Linked DNA regions of Homo sapiens: region 1 is linked to region 2. Evidence: chromatin loops called from intact Hi-C (ENCODE). Cell type or tissue: CD4-positive, alpha-beta T cell. All regions are shown on one strand. Each heading gives the region's core, and the rest is flanking DNA. Links, peaks and the distances in the headings are about the cores only. Region 1 overlaps LRRC3B (leucine rich repeat containing 3B). Region 2 overlaps TOP2B (DNA topoisomerase II beta).

What was found. A loop is a pair of places that touch in the nucleus more often than their neighbours do. Peaks named below come from ENCODE experiments on the same cell type or tissue, not always from the same donor. Only the 100,000 strongest peaks of a DNase experiment are listed, where the experiment ranks them.
Region 1: it touches region 2 in a loop (6-fold over the local background); 44 of 110 quality-filtered maps call a loop at or near these places.

What each region holds. Positions count from the first base shown.
Region 1 is chr3:26,706,118-26,717,803 of GRCh38, reverse strand. It overlaps LRRC3B (leucine rich repeat containing 3B), which reads right to left. Exons shown (of 2, transcript NM_052953.4): 2 at 7,028-8,291. The coding sequence starts at 8,131. The coding sequence ends at 7,352. Among named protein-coding and RNA genes, the nearest start is that of LRRC3B, 89 kb to the right of the region's middle. In CD4-positive, alpha-beta T cell, for the core only: no CTCF peak of the experiment used is centred there; a DNase peak (open chromatin) is centred at 5,203.
Region 2 is chr3:25,643,184-25,654,869 of GRCh38, reverse strand. TOP2B (DNA topoisomerase II beta) reads left to right here. Exons shown (of 36, transcript NM_001330700.2): 2 at 9,400-9,570; 3 at 11,086-11,176. Among named protein-coding and RNA genes, the nearest start is that of TOP2B, 16 kb to the left of the region's middle. In CD4-positive, alpha-beta T cell, for the core only: CTCF peaks have their summits at 6,437 and 6,637 (motif pointing left); a DNase peak (open chromatin) is centred at 6,629.

The DNA.
Region 1 (11,686 bases), core at 2,189-10,188, 1.1 Mb before region 2:
TGAGATTGGGAGACTTGTGTCTGATCTTGAATCTTGGTGATCAAGGCATAGTTTCATAGCAAAGGATAAATGGATATCCAATATTTCTGGAACATGAAACCAAGTTTGAGGAAACAAATTATAAGAAATCAGAACTTGAGCAATATAGAATATTAAATGAGTCTGGGAACCATCTATAAATTTGAGAGAAATGTAAAAGACAACAAATAAATGTCATTTTCTTCTTTATTTCATTACATAAAGGATTTGAGAGATGGTAAATAAATACTTATAATAAAATGGGAACATACAAATAACAAATTTAAAATAATCAGAATAACTAATGACTTAAATGAAATAGCCAAAAGTAGAGGAAATTGGGCTACAGCTAGATGGGCTGTGAGGTTGTATATCTGAAGCATAGATTTGTTTTTCTCATGATATTCCTAGGATGTAAGGCAAAACAGGGAACATTATTATGGGCTCACATGACACTCACTCTTCCCGAAGGAACAGAGTTCACTTTTTTTTTTTTTTTTTTTTTTAATGGCAGCAAAGTTTTGCCAAGTGCAATGTTCCAGAAAAAATTTCTAGTGCAGGATGCTTTATGGGTCAGTGTTGGTATCCTGACTAATCACTAAATCTTCAGAAGAAGGGAGATTAACAGAAAAGACAGAGGCATGAACCCAACCTCCAGAGATCTTAGTTTAGTAGATCTGGGTAACGCATTCATACTTATATTTTTCAAAGACTTTCTCAATCTGTCTGATCATTAGCCAGGTTTGGAAAGTATTGATGTAGGGTATATTCAGGTGACTTAGGTTGGGTTCTCCCGAAAAGTGGGCAATGAGATGAAATTTGAATGCAAAGAGTTTATTTAGGAAGTGTTTCCCAAAGGTTTATTTGGGAAACACAAAAAGGGAAGTAGAAAAGTGAGACAAGGGAAAAAAGACAGCAAGAATTCATCCCTCACAAAGCCCATTATTTTGATGTATGAGTTGAGCTTCATTCTGCTGGGGAAACTCTGCAACATGGGGTAGAATGTATGCTTCCAAGAGTGAGGGGTCTGGGTGTTTATACACCAAGTTCTTAGTAGTCATCGGTTGAGGATTGCACCTGAAAGGTGCAACTCGCCAGCATTCCAAACCTGCTATGTAAGTGGCAAAATGTGCCATGGTGGCCACAGAAAACCCTCAGGCAAGTGGAGGCAGGAGGTGCCAGTTGGAATTTGGCTGGTGTACATGCAGATGGTAGGACTGAAGGCACATGTGGCTGCCAGTGACACCACCCTCCTCAACATCCCCACCATCCCATGAGCAACCTTGAAATAAAAGTCATCATTCCCATGATTGAAAACTATATGTACATCTGCCCCATCCAGGAGCCTAGTTTACTTTAGGTGTATGTGGGATTTCAGAGCTGGGCCTAAAGGGATGGGTATAAAAAAGGGATAAACCATAGTGGTCCCCAAACACCAAGCTCTGCTGACTAGCTGAGTGAGCTAAGACTTGCTTTGTTCTTTAGAACCTCACTTCCCTCTTGTGCAAATTAAGAAAAATGTCTTTCCCTATCCTCCTCCACTTATCATGTCTTAAGATGAGACTTCATAAAACGAAAGGACTAGGCAATGTGACATTGGTGGAGCAAAGGGCTTTGCAGATAGCTAACTGGCTCTGCTCTTGCAGGATGCTTTCTAAGTTTTAGTTTCCTCATCTGTAAAATGAGAAAAATAATATCTACTTGATAATAAATGTTGTGAGAACTAGGAAAGATGGAAACAGAATCTTGCACTATGCCAAATAAATGATAACCATTGTTAGGGAAAGGTGGAATTATTTGATAAGACATTCTTTATCTGTGGCTTATGCACAGGATTCCTCAGTTCATGTGAATATAAAAAGTCTTGTTAATGGTGAAGTGCTGAAAATATCAGTTTAAGTCAGTCCTGTTTGTCCTCCTAAAGACTTACTCCAGGCAACACTTTTCCGAGATTTTCTTCTTCCTTTCTCGTATCTCATTCACCTCTTCTCACAGCAGTTGGCTCCTGTGGGAGCCCAGGAACTGGCAGGGCTGTCTGTGGGAATGAAAGACTTTGAGGGAAGACCAGCATCTTTCAGACATTTTCCTTCAGAAGAAATGCAGACAATCCCAAGGAAGCCGGCTTTCTGTGAATTAACCTCATCCTACTCCCCATGGGTCATTTTCTTTGGAAATCTATTCAACAGTCGATGTCATTAGCACAACAGATTGCTTGTTAATTCTTGGACCAACAGCCAGATTTCAGATTGCCTTTTGTTTTACAAACTCTTCTTTGTAAGAAAATAAAAAGAATAAAACAAAAAAAAAAATGAGGTTTTGGTTCCAACCCCAGAGAGACCCACAATGTATTCATTTCAGGCCTAGCTTTTGAGGTCAGATCCAGAGAACTCCTGCCATTTGGATGCCTGGACATCTACAGGGAAAGAAGAAAAAATACATCGATTCTTTTTTGTAAATGGTGAGCAAAATGAAGAACATTTTCCAGCCAAAGAAGAAATACAACTTATGAAATTGATCAACTCAGTTGCCACTAGTGAGTGAGAAGTGTAAATGTTTGCACTCAACTTGGAGACAGCCTTAAAAATATATCTAGTAATTTCCCCAGAAACCTGAAACTTAGGCCATCCCTAGGCCAAATTTGGCAGGTACACTTTGTTTTCAATGTTTCCAGCATCTGTTTTCCTGATGTTTTCAGAACCCAATTCCATGTTACCCCAATGTGCATGCAGACACACACACTCACACACATGGTTCTTAAGTGATCCTCACTAGCTTCTGGTTCTTTTCCTATTGAAGAGATTATAGCCATAAAACTAGTGGCTTTCCTTTTTACTGTCATCCACCAATGAAACCATGAGACTCTATGTTCACCTTGTGGCCTCTACAGCATAATTTCCCTGAGTTGGATGAAAAAGTCTTGGACCTTGAGGAGTGCCCCTGGCTGAGGGTATGTAGCCCACTAAGTCATTTGGCACATTTGGGACCATCCATATCATGAGTGTGGGCAAATGTGGGATGAGGAATGCAGATCTTCCTTTTTTTTTTTTTTTTTTTTTTTTTGCGAATTCTGATTCACCTATTTGGACTTTGGAATGAGTTGGACAGGACATTTACAAATGTGTCGTAATTGAGATTGCCTCTGGTTTGCTTTGTCTGGGTCAGACCCAATCAACTTGACAGATGAGTGATACCACTTTGGGAAGCCAAGCTGACAAGAGCTCTGGAAATGGAGAAGGGCATCATTTATGAACAGTCATTCTCCTCCTGCCAAGCAGGGATGCACTCGATCACTTGTGGTTTATGTTGTTACTCAAGGAAACAAATGCTAATCAACTCTCCCTCTCCAGCAACTTGCACCAGGATTATTTTCTCCATCTCTCCACTGGGAAGCCAGGTCATGCTCAACATGGAGCATGTTATCTGGGGTCTATTTTAAAAGGCAAACTGATCTCCTCATCCTATCTTGAAAGAACAAGAGGGTTTTTGGAATCATAAATTTTCTTTACTATGACTGTGACAATGTGGGAGCCTTACATGCCTTTTGAATCCTCAAGGAAACTTGCTGATGGTCAGTGACATTTTCATGGTGTATATTGTTATGCTATTTTTTTTTGTTGTTGATTGGGAAACAATTTATCAAGAGAGGAAATTAGTGTACTTTAAGGGATACTGGTTGGGGAACGTGAGGACATGGATGCTAATCTGTAGGCCTGCAAGGGTTTCAATTTCAACACCTGTAAAATAAGTAGGTAAGCTCATCCCTAAGACTCTCCCAGCCCTAACAATCTAGGAATTCACCTAGCTGTAGTAACAAAAACATTTAATTAAGCAGAATTTTCCACTTCCTGCCTCTGCCAGATAGATGAGAGAACTTACTATATGAATTGAAAGTATTAAGCCAATAAGAAAAACCTACCCACATCTGAGACTGCCTTATGTTTGTTGATGTCAGGACAAGAGTTATTGTGAAGAATCAGAGAAGGACGTAAAAAAGAACAATGCGTACCTGGCAGATTTTGTATATCATTGCATTACAATTTGCCAAAGTGTTCTTGAAAGCTAAATCTTCCATTACATAACTTTTCATTACTTTGTTAAAAATGTTCCAGTTGGGTTGGCATGTTTTCCGATTTTCCTTGCTTCAAAGATAAGCACATTGTCAAAAATTAGAGTAAAATTCCTAGGTATTTCTGAATTTAAAAGGTTGGGGTTAAGAAAGAGATGCCAAAAGAGAAGGCTGAGAAAAGCGTTATTTAAAATATTTAGAAGGTAAGATAGAGGTAAGATAGTATGTGCCTTGGATAATGAGTTGACAGTTAATTTCAAAAACCTTACAGTCCCAAAATAGGTAGCTCTCCATCTGCAAGGGTTTGGAAAATTAAGGGCCAAGCTGGGATCAAAACTGAAGCATGCATGTTGGGCCTTTTTCTGTGCAGACTTGAGTCTTAGTTCTTTTCACTCATTGGCAGCATATACTGTTGGCCTTGGGGGACACAGCATTCCCACAAGCTGGCAGGAAGAGTGCTTCTTCTCAATTCTGATCACAAACGGGTGCCATAGCCTGGTATTTATTTTAAAATAAAGAAACAAACAAAAGAATTAATTTTCTCCTCCAATGGCTTATACATGATTCATGGCAACCGAACTTAAAGGCTCTTTTTAAAAAAAAAAAAAAAAAAGCGCTTAAGGTGCTGTTAACTAAAAATCTACACATAGAATTCAGGCAGGAGAATTATTAACCTATGACACACCTCTCAGCTCTATGTATATGGAGAATTTCAAAGTGAATATGTGGAAATTTAACTTTCCTGCATCTGAACAAGGATATAACTATGCTTACAAAACTTTTCAGAGATTTTTGCTTTACAAGTACTTTTACTTGAATAATACAATTGACCATTGGGAAAATAAGCTCCCATTAGTGAAGACAAAGATTATTTTGGAAGAAGCAGCCTGGAATGGATTATCTTATTTGTGAAAGCTTTTCTAAAATGAACGTGACTCATTCATACACTCAAATAAATACAATTAATTTACCTTTTTAAAGGGTTGTCTTAGCAAAGGCTTGATTTTCCTATTCTTTAGGAAAAAAATGTGTATTTCAGTTCAGTTGGGCATCTTTTCTAGAGTACCTGAAGAGATATATTATACTATTGTCCTCCAGGGGGCGATAAATCTTCAGCAAAGCTTCAGTCTCACTGGAAAGGTGAATTCTCAATTCAGTTCGTAAAAGCAGACAGTCTGGCTTCCTTCTTGCTGGGATGCAGGAATTCTTGGGCCTATATCCTGAATTTTACATCTAGGAGTTACCTCAGGCTTCTAGACTAGATCTAACACTTTTAGCAAGTTTGGTGGGGTTGGGGTGAAAAGCCCATGGCCCTGGGGTGTGTGTACCATGAGCAGAGCCTGGCCACAGTGCTCTGCATGCCTCGCCACAGGTCCTGGATTAGCTGACCCTGATTGTCCCTTGCAATAAATAAACATTTAAAGAGACTATTGCTGCCTAGGACCTCTAGGGCTTTCCGAGAGCAGAAATATTAGGCCCAAAGATACCCTAACTTGGGTTGGAGAAGGCTAAGTGTCTCAAAAGGGCAGAGGTTCCCTCTTACCTACATAAATCTCACAAAGGGCTATTTTTGTGCTATTTGAAAAATAAAACCATCATGTAGGAGGCTGCAAAACTCTAGGTCTGAGGAATCAGCAACTTTAGGTAGTAAAGTTGATGACCATAAGGCAGCACAGTGGATAAAATGTTCATAGGTTCTGGAGTTGACAGACTGGGTTTCAATGCCTGCTATGCTTACAAACTCTGTATTAATTACTTAACTCCTGTGTCTCTGATTCTCATTCACAAAAGACTGTCTCATAGGGGAGTTTGTAAGGACTCATTAAGATACTCCAAAGAAAGTACTTGGTGCATAGTAAGTGTTCCATAAATGCCATCAGTTCTATTATTCCTTAGTCTGGAACTGAGATCTCTACTATATAGTTCCAGCCTTGTTTCTCACTTCTTTGCATGGACTCCTTCATCCCAAACACCTCCCTATATGGTATCCCTCTGCTTCTTCTATCTTCCTTGTCTACATCATCACCTTATGAGATCCCACCCAAGTTTTAAAGATTATCTGTAATGGTACCTTAAAACCAATAACTTCCACACAATTCCCTACTCTTAAGAACCAAATGTGCTTTCTCCTATCTATCTCTGGCCAATGACAAGGACACAATATCTTGATTGTATGACAGATGCCAGGAGTATATATATTTTAAAACTCAGAACTGTGTACTTAACCTAGGTGCTTTTTTTAACAGAAAATTATAACTATAAACCAACTCAGTAGGAACATAATGTGAAGACCTTTCTTTGGAGACAGAAAGATCTGATTCAAATTTAAGAAGTTCTAATACTTTCTACCTGGCAACTCAATGAAGCTCTCTTACTTGAAGTTTTTTCCTATGTAAATAGAGCAGCTGTCACTTTCTTCTCTTGTTGTGAGAGTTTACAGGACACAATAATAGCATAAAAATGCCTCTCACAGTGCTTGCACCCTGTTGATGCTACATGATTACGAGGACCTTCCTCCCTAGCATAACCATTTCTGTATTTGTCACACACACCTCAGTCCACCAGAAAGTAATCTTGAGTACAGGCTATGTGCTGTCTTTTTCTTTTCCATTTTGTCCAGCATAGAGCAAAGGTACAATAAGTAAGTATTTGGATTCAATAGCTAATTATATCTATTTTTGAAGAGTAAATGCCAAAAGGCATCCTGACTTAAGCCTCTGAAGGATGCCACACTTGTGTATAACCACCTAGTAAAGCTCAGTATTTTAGAGTCTGACAGACACTTAACTCGGCCAGTAATTCAGCTACGGCTCCCCAGTGTACAGTAGGGCTTAATAACACATTTTTTCATTGTGATAGTTCTTTGAGTTCATAAAGGTTGTCTGTTTTTCTTTAGAGCAAGTAGAATGACTATACTGTTTTCTTGACCAATAAGTCACTCTGTTTTCCATGGTTCAAAGTTAAGCTTTTATTTGCTTTTAAATTAAAAAAATAAATTTCATTATTAAATAGTGAGATGGATCTAACTAATGTTCAGATAGTAGCTTACTCAGAAATATACCATCGGGGGTACAATTAAGGGGTGGATCACCTAAACTCAAATTATTTATGTTGTAGTGTTTGTTAAAAGTTCAGCAGTGGCATAATTCAAAAGAAACTGAAATACAAAGTTTCAAATGTTTACAATGGATGGGAGAAGTAAACCACTTATTTCTACTGCAATCGCAAACTACTTTCTTTCTTTCTCAATGACAGTCAGTTTGGACACTATACCACAGTGCTAATATCATCAGGTTCATCTGCTTTCTTCTGCCTGCTTGGCAGGGATTTCAAGTATTCGAGGTGTCTCCGGGCATCCTCCTGATTTTGCCTCACATAATATACCACATATGAGATCACCATAGTGAACCAGCCAAACATGGTGACCAGCATGGCATAATCGGTAGTTTTTTTAGGGAGGTTACAAAGGTCAGCGTCGTTGGCAGCATTGAGGAATGGTCTGCCAGCATGTTCATCCAACACGGACGTTTTACAGATCACGTTGTGGGCTGTCTCATGATTGGACGCCATGCTCCTCAGAACTTGCTGTAGAGTACAGTCGCAGTGCCAGGGGTTGTTGGCAATTCTGGCCCTGGCCTTCAGGTTATTGAAGGCATTTTTGTGCACACTTTGAATCCGATTGTCGGACAAGTCCAGAGTCTGCAAGGTTTCAGCTACTCCTTTGAAGGCATGCTCATCGATAAACTCAATGCCATTTTTGGACAGGTTGAGAACTCTCAGTTGATGGAGGTCCTTAAAAATTTCATTGGGAATAGATGTGATCTGATTGGAGTCCAGATACAGTAAGACTGTTTCAGGAGGAAGATCTCTAGGTATTTCCTTGAGATTTGCATTGCTACAGGTGACATTTAAACCCCCAGAGGAAGAACAAAGACAGCCCTTGGGACACATACTGGCAGAATGAAAGCACAGTATCATAAGAACAAAACTTTGTAGGAGGAGACACATGGAGAGGGAACGGGTTAACCACAGGTCTACCAGATTCATGCTGGAATGTCAGCATAATCACGAGCCCATTCCTCATCTACTCCAACAAGCGTGGTAAAGGTTCCAGCCCTGTCCACACTATTGATTTCCTTCTTGCGTGTTTCAAAAGGCTGCAGCTAACACATGTGTCTCTTCATTATTTCTTTCCTTGCTTGGGCACCTAAAGGAAAGAGAAACAGATGCAATTAGTTCCTTTGCAAAGGGAGGTACATTGTAATGAAAGGTGTTCTCAGGTGTCTGGCATTCTGCTTGAGCAGGGGGGTTAGTTATGCAGGTAATTTCCATCAATGCCACTGGGAGTTATCTGCGAAATGGGAGTCTCCTGTTCAAATCCCAGGTGCTGGGGGAGAGAACTGTGAACATATGAAGATATTTCTGAGTTCTGTTGCCTGGTTTTCAGTTGGATAGAATGAGAACAAATACTCCCTATTTCTCTGCTGCTCTCCACATCCTGGACCCCTTCGAATTCTACAGAAATAAAATTTAATTATGTCTCTCACCCTTTCTGAGATAACAGATGCATTAATGTAATTTAGTCCTGCACTTGGGCAGCAATGAGAAATAATACCAATATTTCATGGTTAATGACTATAGACAGGGATATCTGTCATGGCTTTTGAATGGATGCCCAATTTGGAATATTGTCTCTAAAGAAACATCTTACTTGAATTAAGAAAATAATAAATGCATTCCAACAAAATATTGCTAGAGGCTGACAACCAAGAACCTCCAGGATAGTTGCCTTCCTTGTGACCTCTTTAAAGTACATTATACCTGGGAGGATGCTTTTAACTGAATTTCCAGAGGATCTTCTCTCTCTTTTCTAAGGACCATATCCCCTTCCCAATAAATGCTTAAATATGGCACACACCTCCATGACTTTTTTATATAACAAGAGAATTAAGAAATACTGTCTTTGAAGACTTCCCCAATAGACTTCACTCTCCATATGTTGCATGTTGCATACATATACTGTTAGTGTTGGCAGGGGCTACAGAAATTGCAAAATTAAGTGATGAACAAAGTTATGAAACTTACTCGACAGCAGAGATAAGAATATAAGTTAACTCTCAAAATTACCCTTTAATATAGAGAAGAAAGCACACATCTTTGGGACCAGTTCACAAAGGAGACAAGTGGATCCCAGAGAGATGAGGTTACTTACCCAAGGTCAAACAGATTGAGGTGTAGAGACAGGACTCAAGCCAAAGTCTTTGTTCTGACTCATTAATATCAAAACTCTTTCCACTATCCACACACTCTCTTCCAGTCTCATCTACTCTATAAGTATCCAGCAAGTATTGCTTATTGTGATTTCTGATGCTGTTATGTTGCAGCCCTATCTTTTATGCTATGAATACTGTTCCAAGTTGAGGACCCCATGGAGCTCAAGTGAGGGGTCCCTCTGCATTTTGTAGGGAACCCATGCCTGACTTAGAAGATTCCCTCCCAGGATCTAAGAAACAAGAAGAGCATTCAGTCCTCTTACAGCAGTGGACAACAAACAACTTTCTGCATGAGCAACTAATGACTTTCTGAAAACTTGTCTTTTATGAAGATCCCAGATGGATAAATACAAAGGGAAATGACTCCAAATGTTACCAAACTCACAGAAGAGAAGATTAATGTGAGCTGAAAACATAATGATCTGGATTGTTAATCATGGAAAAAATGAGATTAGCAACAGCAGAATGGAGCAGACGTGCTTTTGGAAAACTGAGTCGAGTCCCTTAAATACCAGAGAATGCTAAAGAGAGACCCTAAGCTTACTAAGCCCTCCATCAACAGATCATTTCATTGGCAATGAAAGTGTCCTCCTTTTCATGTTTCCCTTCAAAACTGTATTGCATGGTACTTGGGGACTCTAGGAATCTAGATGGGAAAGAAAAAAAAAAACAGGTGTGGAAGGGAAGAGAGGAGACAGAGGAGTAGAAGGACAAGGCAACGAATTCTAGGAAAAGGGCATGAGAAAAACACAGGAGATGGAAGAAATTAATTAATGTAATTGAAGAAAATAAAGGGAGTCCACATCAGCCAAGTGATTTCCATCCATTGAGTATATGCAACCAGCCTAAAACATGCTGAAAGATGAGAAGCCTTTTCTGGAGGACACTTCATATTTCTCTTGGGATTCATTAAAGGAGTTTGGCATAGAAAAGAAGTGTTCTCTATTCAGAGTACAAGCTCCATGACAGCAGAGGCTTGTTTCTGCCTCTTGCAGAGACAATAGTAAGCAATTAAAAAAATAAAAAGTACACTGAGTTTGTATATCAGCTTTATTTATTTATTATTTTATTTTTATTTTTTGAGATGGAATCTTGCTCTGTTGCCCAGGCTGGAGAGCAGTGGTGTGATCTCGGCTCACTGCAAATCTCCGCCTGCCAGGTTCCAGCAATTCTCCCACCCCAGCCTCCCGAGTATCTGGAACTATAGGCACACACCACCACGCCCAGCTATTTTTTTTTTTTTTTTTCTGTATTTTTAGTAGAGACAGGGTTTCACCATGTTGGCCAGGCTGGTCTTGAACTCCTGACCTTAAGTGATCTACCTGCCTCGCCTCCCAAAGTGCTAGGATTACAGGTATGAGCCACTGCGCTTAGCACAGTACGAAATTGGTAGTAAAAGTTCGATGCTTTTTAGCCATAGTTTTAGTTACTATTATTATTCTCGGATACATTCCCAACACCCAGCATAGTGCTTCGCATATAGTGAGGACTAAATAAATATGTTATATGAATAAAGCAACAAAATATTGAAGAGTCTAGGTACGCTTTTCCTTCTCCATGGCAATTATTTTTATAAATATTTTAAACATAAACATTGGCTCATCAAATGTCTACTGGTCTTATATGGCAACATAGTGGACTTTGGAAAAGTCATATATGTTCAGGCTCCTAGGAGATGGAAAGAAGAATGGAACTCTTCCTCAGCAGGCTTCTTTATACTTAATCAGGGTTTCTCCATAATCAGGGTTTCTCCAGAATGATCAGTCCAATGGTCATGGTCACATATAAGAAATGTTTAGGACACAGGTTGAGTTCTCTACTCAGATTGCAGTCTTTCTTGAGATGGAATCCGTCATATCCCAAATGGTCTACCTGTGAACTGGATGTAATGCTTGTGAACTGGATGTAATGCTTGTTAGGAGTACAAATACAGAGCACGCCTTGCTTTCAGAGGAGTTGGACTTGAACTGTTTCATTTTCTATTATGTTTGATAAAAAGAGAATAAAATTTTCTGGGATTTGGCTATATTGCTGAGCTACTGTGACTCAGCCTCTAGAGCCATCACCCCCAGCCAGAATAAAGTGACAAAAGATGCAGGATGTAGAGAGCTGAGCCCTGGGATGCTGCTGTGGTTTGAATATGTGGGTCCTTCACATATTCTGATATCTATATCTAAATCTAATCCCCAGTGTGAGGATATTTGGAGGTGGGGCCTTTGAGAAGTGATTAGGTCATGAAAGCAGAGCCATCATGAATGGAGTTCGTGCCCTTATAAAAGAGGCCCCAGAGAATTCTCTCATCCCTTCTGCCATGTGAAGAAACAGAGAG
Region 2 (11,686 bases), core at 2,420-10,419:
TTTGCTTGTTATCCAGTTTTCCCAGCACCATTTGTTGAAGAGACTGTCCTTTCCCCACTGTGTAGTCTTGGCATTCTTGTGAAAAATCATTTGGCCTTTTATGTAAGGGTTTATTTCTGTGCTCTCTCTTCTGTCTGTATGCCAGTGCCACACTGTTTTAGATTTCTGTTGTTCTGTAGTAAAATCAGGTTTTGAAATCAGGAGGTGTGAGGCCTTTAGCTTTATTCTTCTGATTAAAGACTGATTTAGCTCTATGGGTCCTCTTGAGATTCCATATGAATTTTAGATTTTTTTTTGTATTTCTGCAAAAAATACCATTGGGATTTTGGTAGGAATGGCATTGAATCTGTAGATCACTTTGGATAGTTTGGACATTTTAACAATATTTTAAGCTTTTAAATCCATGAGAATGGAATGCCCTTCCATTTATTGGTATCTTTTTTTCATTTCTTTTAACAATGTTTTGTATTTTGACATTATTCTCACCTCTTTGGTTAAGTTTACTCTGTGGTAGTTTATCCTTTTTGATGCTATAGTAAATGGGATTGTTTTCATAATTTCCTTTTTTGATTGGTCATGGTTACTGCATGAAAACATAACCAATTTTTGTATCCTGCAACTTGCTGAAATCATTTATTAGTTGTAATAGTTTTTCTGTGGAATCTTTTGGGTTATCTACTATAAGATTATGCCATTTGTGAGCATAATTCTACTTCTTTTCCAATTTCTATGCCTTTTATTTCCTTTTCTTGTCTTAATTGCTCTGACTAGGACTTCTAATACTATCTTGAATATTGATAATATTGGGCATCCTTGCCTTGTTCCTCCTGATCTTAGAGGAAAAGTTTTTAGTCTTTCACCAGTATATGTGCTGTTAGCTGTTGGCTTTGTGTGTATTGCTTTTATTATATTGAGGTGTTTTCTTTCTATTTCTAGTTTGTTATGTGTTTTTATCAGGAAAGTGTGTTGAATTTTGTCAAATGCTTTTTGCACATCAATTGAGATGATAATGTGTTTTTTGCCCTTCATTTTGTTAATATAGTGTAGTACAATGATTTGTTTTCATATTTGGAAACATCCTTGCATTTCAAGTATAAATCCCATTTGCTTATTGTGTGTAATCCTTTTAATGTGCTGTTGGGTCAGGCATGGTGGCTCCTGCCTGTAATCCCAGCACTTTGGGAGGCCAATGCAGGAGAATCGCTTGCGGCCAGGAGTTTAAGACCATCCTGGACAATATGGTAAAACCTTGTCTCTAGAAGAAATTTTAAAATTAGCCAGGTGTGGAGGCACACAGTTGTAGTACTAGCTACTTGGGGCAGGGGTTGTGGGGTATTAAGGAGGAGGGTGGGTGTGCTGAGGTGGGAGGATCACTTGAGCCTGGGAGGTTGAGGCTGCAGTGAGCCATTGTCATGCCACTGCACTCCAGTGTGGGCAACAAAATGAGACCCTCTCTTAAAAAAAAAAAGTGCTATTGAATTGAGTTTGCCAGTATTTTTGGGGGGATTTTTTGCATCAGTCTTTATCACGGGTATTGTTCTGTAGTCCTCTTGTTCTGTCTTCTAGTTTTTGTATCAGAGAAATGCTGGCTTCATAGAATGATTCTGGAAGTGTTCCCTGCCCCTCATTTTTTGGTAAGAGTTTGAAGAGTTAATTCTTCTTTGATTATTTGGTAGAATTTTCAAGTGAAGCCATCTGGTACTGGGCTTTTCTTTGTTGGGAAGTTTTTGATTACTGTTTCATCTTCTTATTTGTTATAGGGCTGTTGAGATTTTTTATTCATGATTCAGTCTTGGTAGATTATATGTTTGGAATGTATTCATTTCTTCTAGGTTATCTAATCTGTTGCCATATGTGTGGTCATGTAAGTCTTTTATAATCTTTATTTCTGTGACATCAATTATAATGTCCCCTTTCGTTTCTAATTTTAGTTATTTGATTATCTCTTTTTTTTCTTATGTAATCTAGCTAACGATTTGTCAGTTTTGTTAATTTTTTCAAAAAACAAACTCTTGGTTTCATTGATTTTTTTTCCTCATTGTTTTTCTATTCTCTATTTTATTTATCTTTGTTTTAATCTTTATTTCCCTTCATTAATTTGGTTTAGTTTCTCTTTTCCTAGTTCTTTGAAAGGGTCTAAAGTTAGGTTGTTAATTCGAGATCTTTACTGATTGTTAATGTTAGGTGTAATACTGTTTTAGCTGCATTACATAAATATTGCTCTATTGTGTTTTGGTTTTCATTTGTCTCCTGATATTTTCTAAATTCGCTTGTGATTTCATCTCTCACCCATTGGTTATATGAGAGTGAGTTGTTTAACTTCCACTTATTTGTGGATTTTACTGTTTTCCTTCTACTATTGATTTCTAGTTTAATTCCATTTTTGATGGAAAATATACCTTATATGATTATAGTCTTCTTAAGTTTGTTAAGACTTGTTTTGTCACGTAACATGTGGTCTTTGTTGGAGAATGTTCCAAGTGCAATTGAAAAGAATGTGTATTCTCCTGTTGTTGATTGGAGTGTTCTGAGTATGTCTGTTAGGTCCAATTGGTCTATAGTGTTGTTCAAGTTCTTTGTGTCTTTATTGATCTTCTGTGTGGTTGTTCTATCCATAACTGAAAGTGGGCTAGTGAAGTCTCCTACTATTATTGTGTTGGTCTCTCTCTCCCTTCACTTCTGTCAGTGTTTGCTCATAAATTTGGGAACTGTAATGTTAGATGCATATCTTACTGGTGAATTGACCCTTTTATCATATAATGTCCTACTCTGTCTCTTGTGACAGTTTTTATCTTAAACTCTATGTTGTCTGATGTAAGTACGGCCACTCTCTTCAGATTCCAGTTTTCTGGAATATCTTTTTCCATCCTTTTATTTGTAGCCTTTGTGCATCTTTGGATCTGAAGCAGATGTCTTGTAAACAACCTGTAGTTGGATCTTATTTTTTTATTCCATTGGCCAATCTATGTCTTTTATTTGGGCACTTAATCTTTTTTTTTTTTTTTGAGACACAATCTCCCTCTGTTGTCCAGGCTGAAGTACAGTGGCACAATCTTGGCTCACTGCAACCTCTGCCTCAGGTTCAAGTGATTCTTCTGCCTCAGCCTCCCGAGTAGCTGGGATTACAGGTGGCTGCCACCATGCCTGGCTAATTTTTGTATTTTTAGTAGAGATGGCGTTTTACCATATTGGCCATGCTGGTCTCTTAACTCCTGACCTCAAGTGATCTGCCCACCTTGGTCTCCCAAAGTGCTGGAATTACAGATGTGAGCCACCGCTCCTGGCCCAATTTATATTTAAAGTAATTATTGACATGGACTCACTATTGCCATTTTGATTATTTTTTTATATGTCTTATAGCTTTTTTGTCCATCTTTCTTCCCTTGCTGCCTTCTTTTGTGTTTCATTGATTTTTTTTTTTTTTAGTGACATGTTTTGATTTTCTTCTAATTTCTCTTTGTGTATATTCTACAGATATTTTCCTTGACTTTACCTTGCCATTACATAACATATCTTCAGGTGATAAAAATAAATTTTAAATTAGTAACTTCAATGCCATATGAAAACTCTTCCTTTTTTCACCTCTGCCCTCCCCTGCTTTGTTTTTGATGATACTTTACCTCTTTTTATATTGTGTATATTTTAACACAGATTTAGAATTATTTTTTATGCTTTAAAAAATTCTATACTATATTTAAGTGATCTGTATTACTGTATTACAATACTAGAAGATGCCATATTTGTCTGTATACAAATAGTCTTCAAAAAGTTCATGGAAAATGTGTATTATGAGAAAACTATGCATGGATTTCAAAATTTTTTGGTATCAAAATAAACTTGTACTAACTTGTTATAACGTGTCTGAACAAAATCTAGTTTGCGGTACTAAGAAGGATAAGACATCATTTGGAAAAGAGCCCCTGTCAGAGCAATATGAATTATGCTAAAATTGAAGCAAGAACAAACATCAAGTTTATGAAGAAGCTTAGGTGAAAGAATGGTGAAATCATTGATTTACAATATGTTTACAGGGCCAATGCCTCAAATAAATGAGCAGTTTACAAATGGATAACTTCTTTTAAGAAGAGATGAGATGATGTTAAAGATGAAGCCTGCAGCAGCAGACCATTACATCAATTTGTCAGGAAAAGATTAATCATGTTCATGCCCTTATTTAAGAGGACCAATGATTAATAGCAGAAACAATAGCTAACACCATAGATGTCTCAGTCGGTTCAGCTTCCACAATTCTATATGAAAAATTAAAGATTCACAGACTTTCCATTCAATGAGTGCCAAAACCATTGTGCCTAGATCAGCTGCAGACAAGAGCAAAGCTTTTAATGGAAATTTTAAACAAATGGGATCAAGATACTGACACATTTCTTCAAATAATTGTAGCAGGAAATGAAACAGGGCTTTACCAGCATAATCCTGAAGACAAAGCACAATCAAAGCAATGGCTACTAAGAGGTGGAAGTGGTCCAATCAAAGCGAAAGCAGACAGGTCAAGAGCAAAGGTCTTGGCAACAGTTTTTTAGGATGCTCAAGGCATTTTGCTTGTTGACTTTATGAAGGGCCAAAGAACGATAACATCTGCTTATTATAAGAGTGTTTTGAGAAAGTTAGGTAAAGTTTTAGCAGAAAAATCCCCAGGAAAGCTTCACCAGAGTCTTTCTCCATCATGACAGTACTCCTGCTCATTCCTTTCATCAAACAAGAGCAATTTTATGAGAGTTTTGATGATAAATAATTAGGCATCCATCTTATAATCCTGATTTTGCTCCTTCTGACTTTTTTTGTTTACTAATCTTAAATCTTTAAAAGGCACCTAATTTTTTCAGTTGATAATGTAAAAAGACTGCATTGGCATGGTTAAATTCCCAAGACCCTTGGTTCTTCAGAGTTGAGCTAAATGGCTGATATCATCACTTATAAAAGTGTCTTGACCTTTATGGAGCTTTTGTTGAGAAATAAAATTTATATTTTTTATTTTTATCTTTTGATTCCATTTTTCCAAGAACTTTTTGGAGTCTCCTTGGACTTTACCAGGGAGTTATGTATTTTTGTGTTACTGTGTTGCTATTTTTTATCCTTTTGCTTTAAGGGACTCCCTTTATCATTTCTTGTTGGGCAAACCTAGTGGTGATGAACTGTCCCAGTGTTTGTTTATCTAAGAAAGTATTAATTTCTACTTCATTTTTGAAGGGCACTTTTGCTGGATACAATGTTCTTGGTTGGCAGTGTTTTTTTTTTTTTTCTTTCAGTACTTCAGATATATTCTTCCAATCCCTTCTATCTTGCAAGGTTTCTGCTGAGAAATTGGCTAGTAATCTAACAGAAGCTCCTTTGTAATTGATGATTCACTTTTCTGTTGCTGCTTTTAAGATTCTCTCTTTGTCTATGACTTTTGACAGTATAATTATGATGTGTCTTGGTGTAGTTTTCTTTAGATTTATCCTTGGAGTTCTTTGAGCTTCTTTAATTTGTATATGCATTTATGTCCTCAGATTTGGAAAGTTTTCAGCTATTATTTCTTCAAATAGGCTCTTTCTCCATTTCTCCCTTTCTTCTCCTTTGAGGCTTACATAATGTATATGTTGTTCTGATAGATAGTGGCCCATAAGTTCTTTAAGCTCTTTTTATGTTTATTCATTCCTTTGCCTTTTTGCTCCTTTCCCTTGGCAATTTTGAAAGTCCTGTCTTCAAATTTGCTGATTTAAAAAAATTCTGCCTGCTCAAGTCTACTGTTACATCCCTCTAGTGTATTTTCAATTCATTTACTGTATGCTTCAGTTCCAGAAATAATGTTTGCTACTTCATCATAGTTTTTATCTTTGTTGATTTTTTCCTTTTGTTTATGCATTGTTACACCGAGTTTTTGTTTGTTCATCTGTACTCATTTATTTCATTAAGCATCCTTATGGCAGTTAATTTGAATTCTTTGTATGACAATATATTTCCATTTCTTTAGGCTCAATTTGTGGTGATTTATTTATTATTTTTTTGAGACAGGCTCTTGCTCTGTCACCCAGGCTGGAGTACAGTTGTGTGCAGATGGCTCACTGCAGCCTCGACCTTCTGGGCTCAGGCAATCCTCCCGTCTCAGCCTCCCAAGTAGCTGGGACTACAAGTGTGCACTACCACACCTGGCTAATTTTTTTTTGTTTTGTTTTGCTAGAGATAAGATTTGGCCATGTTGCACAGACTGGTTTTGAGCTCTGGGCTCAAGGGATCTGCCTGCCTCAGCCTCCCAAAGTGCTGGGATTACAGGTGTGAGCCACTGCGCCTGGCTGCAATTTAGTTTTTTACATTGAATCGGCTGTATTTCCCTGTTTCTTTGTATTGTTATTTTCTGTTAGGGCTTTGGCATTTGAAGGCTTAGCTAACTCTCTGGTCTTTGCGGTCTGGTTTCATACTGGGAAGACTTTCTTCATCCAGTTAGTCTAGCTAGAGAATCCTGAGACCTCACAAATCTTTTATGGGGATGCATCCTCTTTGGGTTTGTAATTTCTTAATTGAAGAGGTTTGCCTCTGTCCATCTGTCTGCTCCCTCTGGTGTGTCTTTGTCTGCTTTACTTGTGGCGTCTCGTGCTGTAGTAAACTACAGTACTGGAGCTCCACCTTGTGTCTGTTTCTGATACTGCAGGGTCTGATGCTAAACCAAAGCACTTTGCTTTTGTTTTCAATGGCCCTCAACCTGGCACCCTGTTCAATGTCAGTACTTAGATTCAGTCAAGAAGTTTCTAGGGTAGCACTGCCCTCAGCTGTTCCATTGGAGGTATATTCCTTTTCTGCTCCTCCCCAGGGAGAAGGTGGAAGTTGTTGTTGTCTTGTTTGTTTTTCTCAATCTTGCCTTGCTGGGGCAGATAGGAGGGAGGACATGAGCTTTGATGCTATTTTATGCTCACCTGGGGTGCTGGAACTTATCACAAAGGCAGTTGGATTGTTTGTTATTGTTGAATCCTTGTCTTCATGGGGAAAGAAAGGCCTGGGGTTTCTTGTTTTGCCATCTGGCTGACCACACTCAAATGTTACCTGTTTTTTTTAGACATTATCTTAGCAAGAATGGTAAGTCTTTGAACTTGATAGGAATTTGGTGGGTTCAAGCTTTCAAACTTTTTTTTGTAATATATCCATTTGGGAAGAGGTGCAGGGAGGAAGAGGTGGTGATTATAAGTAAGGAAGTGTGGAAAAAGTTGTAAATTCTTGAAGAAAGCATGAGGTAAGGTTTTACTCCTGTTTTTTTTTTTTTATCCCTGTGTGCCCTTTAGTTCAGTTTAGTTCATACAAATTAGATAGACATGAGCCTCTGGTTGAGTCTAATCTTGAAAATATTTTCTTTGTGATGGGGTTGGTTTTAGAAGAGTAGCCTGGAATACGAAAGCTTTTATTTGTATGGTTATCATGTGTCTTCAACCTTTATGTCAATAATTGCAGACTTAGAATAGCAGTTCTAAGTTAATGGTAAAATGTTACCTACTTTCGATTCCATAGCATCTATCTTCTTTGAGTACTTTCTTAGAGTGTGATTTTAATGATTATGATCTTTGTTCTAACTATTTTGAGGCTTCATTAAAAAATAAATTATGATTTTATTGTTAGAATCGTTTCTATAAATTAACGTCACTGCGCCTGGCCCTTAAATGTAAATTTGTTTTTATCAATCAACTATTTCTTCATAAAAAGCAAAGAATACGATTAGAAATTTGAAGACTATCTGGTATTTTAAAAATAAAGTTCATCTTTCTGGCCGGCTAGTTCATCGTCTAACTTTTGCAGAAGTGGAATGTGAATGTGAAAACTTTGTGAAACAGAATTATTTTCTTTTATCCAAAGCTACTTTTAATTGTCTTTGAGCAGTGTTAATGGAAAAACTTATAAATGTAGGAATGTATAAGAATATAGTTTAAAATCTAGTAAAATGAGTTATTTTTAATACTTTTATTTTGAAATATTATTAAATCTTTAATTGTATATAAAACTTACTGCATTGTGAAATTATAATTAACGTTTGAGTTTCCTGAGGATATATTAAATTCTTATCTTCGTTTAGACTTTTCAGAGGTCATGTATTTTGATTTTTAAACATACTTAATGATACAGTTTTTAAAAATAAAAACTTTAAAGCGGAATTGAAATTGCATACTGCTTGTTTAAATGCACAAAATCTCTGTATCTCCTATTATCTGTATTCTGTTTCTTTAATTTCTACTAAAATTTGAAGGCCTCTGAAGATATTTTAATTCTCATTGTGTCTTTTGAGTTATTTTTTGATTCTGAAAAGATAGGCCATCACAATATCTTTTTAGTGGGATGTCATATTTGTCAGCATTAAGGAATCCCAGAAGGAGAGAAGTATATTCTCTGCTGCTCTTAAGAAGACAAGGAAATTTGTAGACCTTGGAAATTTGATTTGACATCCTCATCTGCTGTAGGAATGTTTAGAATTAAGATCACCAACCTGTGCCTCCTTGAAACTGGTAGAGAAACTGGGATCAGTATTGGGACACCCAGAGCTGATATGTGAGGAATTATTGGCATGATCTACAAATGTGTGAAATTTGAGGATTTTATAAGCCATTTCAGTCATATCAGTGTTTATTAACTACATAGGTTAATATTTTGTGTAGGTCATTTTTGTTTATACTGTAGTCTTCAGTAGCTTAATGGTGGGAAGCTTACATCTGGAAGCTTTTGGGGCTCCTGCACCTAGCCAGGTTCAGTCATTGTGATTCTGTAACTTCACCAGAACTCAAATTTCTTGGGAGGTTTTGAGGACCACAAAAATTAACTTGAGTCCAGGTGTGGTGGCTCACACCTGTAATGCTAGCACTTTGGGAGGCCAAGGCAGGCTGATCACCTGAGGTCAGAAGTTCGAGACCAGCCTGGCCAACATGGTGAAACCTTGTCTCTACTAAAAATACAAAAAAAAAAAAAAAATTACCTGGGCATAGTGGTGCGCACCTGTAGTCCCAGCTACTCAGGAGGCTGAGGCAGGAGAATCACTTGAAACTGGGAGGTGGAGGCTGCAGTGAGCCAAGATCACACCATTGCACTCTAGCCTGGGTGACAGAGCAAGACTCTGTCTCAAAAACAAAACAAACAAACAAACTTGATATCTTACAGAATTGGGAAATGTTTGTATTTTTGGATTGCTGGAGACTGCTCTAGTGATTCTGGTGACTATACCCACGTTTTGGGCTCAGTCAAAACTACAGGTTCATGTTGTATAATAAGAGCCAGACGGTCAGTAAATAGACCTGTGTTTTCTTTAGATTTAAAAAATCAGTCTGAAAGATAATTTTGCCATTAAAAAAGAAAACCCATGTCGTGTGTCCATACTCATTGTCTACCCCTTGGTAGGTTATTTAAATTTGATTTTTTGGTTAATTTTAGACTCTTTTTGATCAGAACAATGCTGCAAAAAAAGAAGAGTCAGAAACTGCCAACAAAAATGATTCTTCAAAGAAGTTGTCTGTTGAGAGAGTGTATCAGAAGAAGACACAACTTGAACACATTCTTCTTCGTCCTGATACATATATTGGGTCAGTGGAGCCATTGACGCAGGTAATTATTGCTAAAATTGATTGAAATTAGGAGATGTGCATCTATATTTACTTTTTAATATGTTGATAAAATTATTGTAATTACTTGCTTTGGAAATTTGTAATTTCATCTGTCATAGTCAAAGTAGGGTGAAAGATCTAGAAGTAGAAATGTATTTACTTCTTTTTGGGGATTAAAAACCGTCAGAAGAGGCTGAGCGCAGTGGCTCACACCTGTAATCCCAGCACTTTGGGAGGCCGAGGCGGGTGGATCACAAGGTCAGGAGATCGAAACCATCCTGGCTAACATGGTGAAACTCTGTCTCTAATAAAAATACAAAAAAATACAAAAAAAAAAATTTTCTGGGTGTGGTGGCGGGCGCCTGTAGTCCCAGCTACTCAGGAGCCTGAGACAGGAGAATGACAGTGAACCTGGGAGGCGGAGCTTGCAGTGAGCCGAGATCACGCCACTGCACTCCAGCCTGGGCGACAGGGCGAGACTCCATCTCAAAACAAAAAACAAAAATCAGAAAAATGAAGTATAGAGTAAAATGGTGCCATACGAACTTTTTATGTAAGTCTTCCCCACCCGCCATCTCCCATCACCCCCTGATGCCCCCCCACCCCGTGTCTCGCTCTGTCGCCCAGGCTGGAGTGTAGTAGTGTGATCTTGGCTCGGTGCAACCTCTGCCTCCTGGGTTCAAACGATTCTCCTGCCTCAGCCTTCCAAGTAGCTGGGATTACAGGCATGCGCCACCACGCCTGGCTAATTTTTGTGTTGTTAGTAGAGACAGTGTTTTGCCATGTTGGCCAGGCTGGTCTTGAACTCCTGACCTCAGGTGATCCATCCACCTTGGCCCCCCAGAGTGCTAGGATTACAGGCGTGAGCCACTGCGCCCAGGCTTGTAAGTCTTTAAGTTCATATTGTCATTAATGTTAATGGTAGTACCTTGCAGAATTTGTACATATACACTGACTATTGTTTACTGCTTACTAGGAACTTGGCTTACATATATTATCTCATTTGATCCTAACCATTTTGGGAAGTAGGTACTGTTATCTCTATAGATGAAGAAAGGGAAGCTTACATAAATTTAAGTAACTTGTTCATATCTCTCAACTAGTAAGAACTGGGATTCAAAGTAGATCTCTCTGACTCCAAAGTCTTGCTTTGTTCGTATTATTTTACTCTGCTCCCTGTATTATAAAAAAAAAAAAAAGCATTAATTTTCCATTATTTATGAAAAGTAATGTTTTTATTTTTTCAACTATTTAATACTGTTTCTAATAATTATTGATGTCTTACATTAAAACTGACTTTATAATAATACAAACTTGATACAAAATGAACAATTTCTCAATTTTGAGGTTAATTTAATATGAATAGTGAAGTTGACTATTACTGAAGTTGTATATGTTTTTCTACTTTGCAGATCTAAGTATTCATATAGTGTAAATGACAGGATGTGGATTATACTATGAAAAATTGATATTAAGGATTTATTGAGTAAAATTTTTTTTGAATTTTTCAATGCAGTTCATGTGGGTGTATGATGAAGATGTAGGAATGAATTGCAGGGAGGTTACCTTTGTGCCAGGTTTATACAAGATCTTTGATGAAATTTTGGGTGAGTACTTGCTTAGGATTTAATGCATGTTTCTATTAATATCATCATAGTGTCCTTTTATATATAAAGCCAGACTTAACCAGTATAAATTTGAAAGGTGTATCTCTGGCTTTTATCCTTCTGAATATAAATGATCTTCAGAAAATTTATACCATGATCTGTAATGTTTTCATATCTCTGTTTCATCTTTGTTTCATTTTCTTCATCTATGAAATCAATGTGTTATATTTGTAATCCCATAGTTGGTCTGTACTCCTCTATGTGTAGTCATCTGGGATATGCTAGCATCACAGTTACCTGGAGTCATCTTGAATATGGAGATGACAGGGACTGATTTTGCAGATTCGTTGAGTTGGTGGGATATGTAAATATGTTTTTCACCAACAAATCAGATATTTCTGTTGGGCAGCCAAGTGTAATAACCATTGCTGTAAATGATCTCTGTCCTCTCCAAATCACATGATTAATTAAATTATGTGAATGCCTAGTTGACTGCTAGGGAATGCTTGT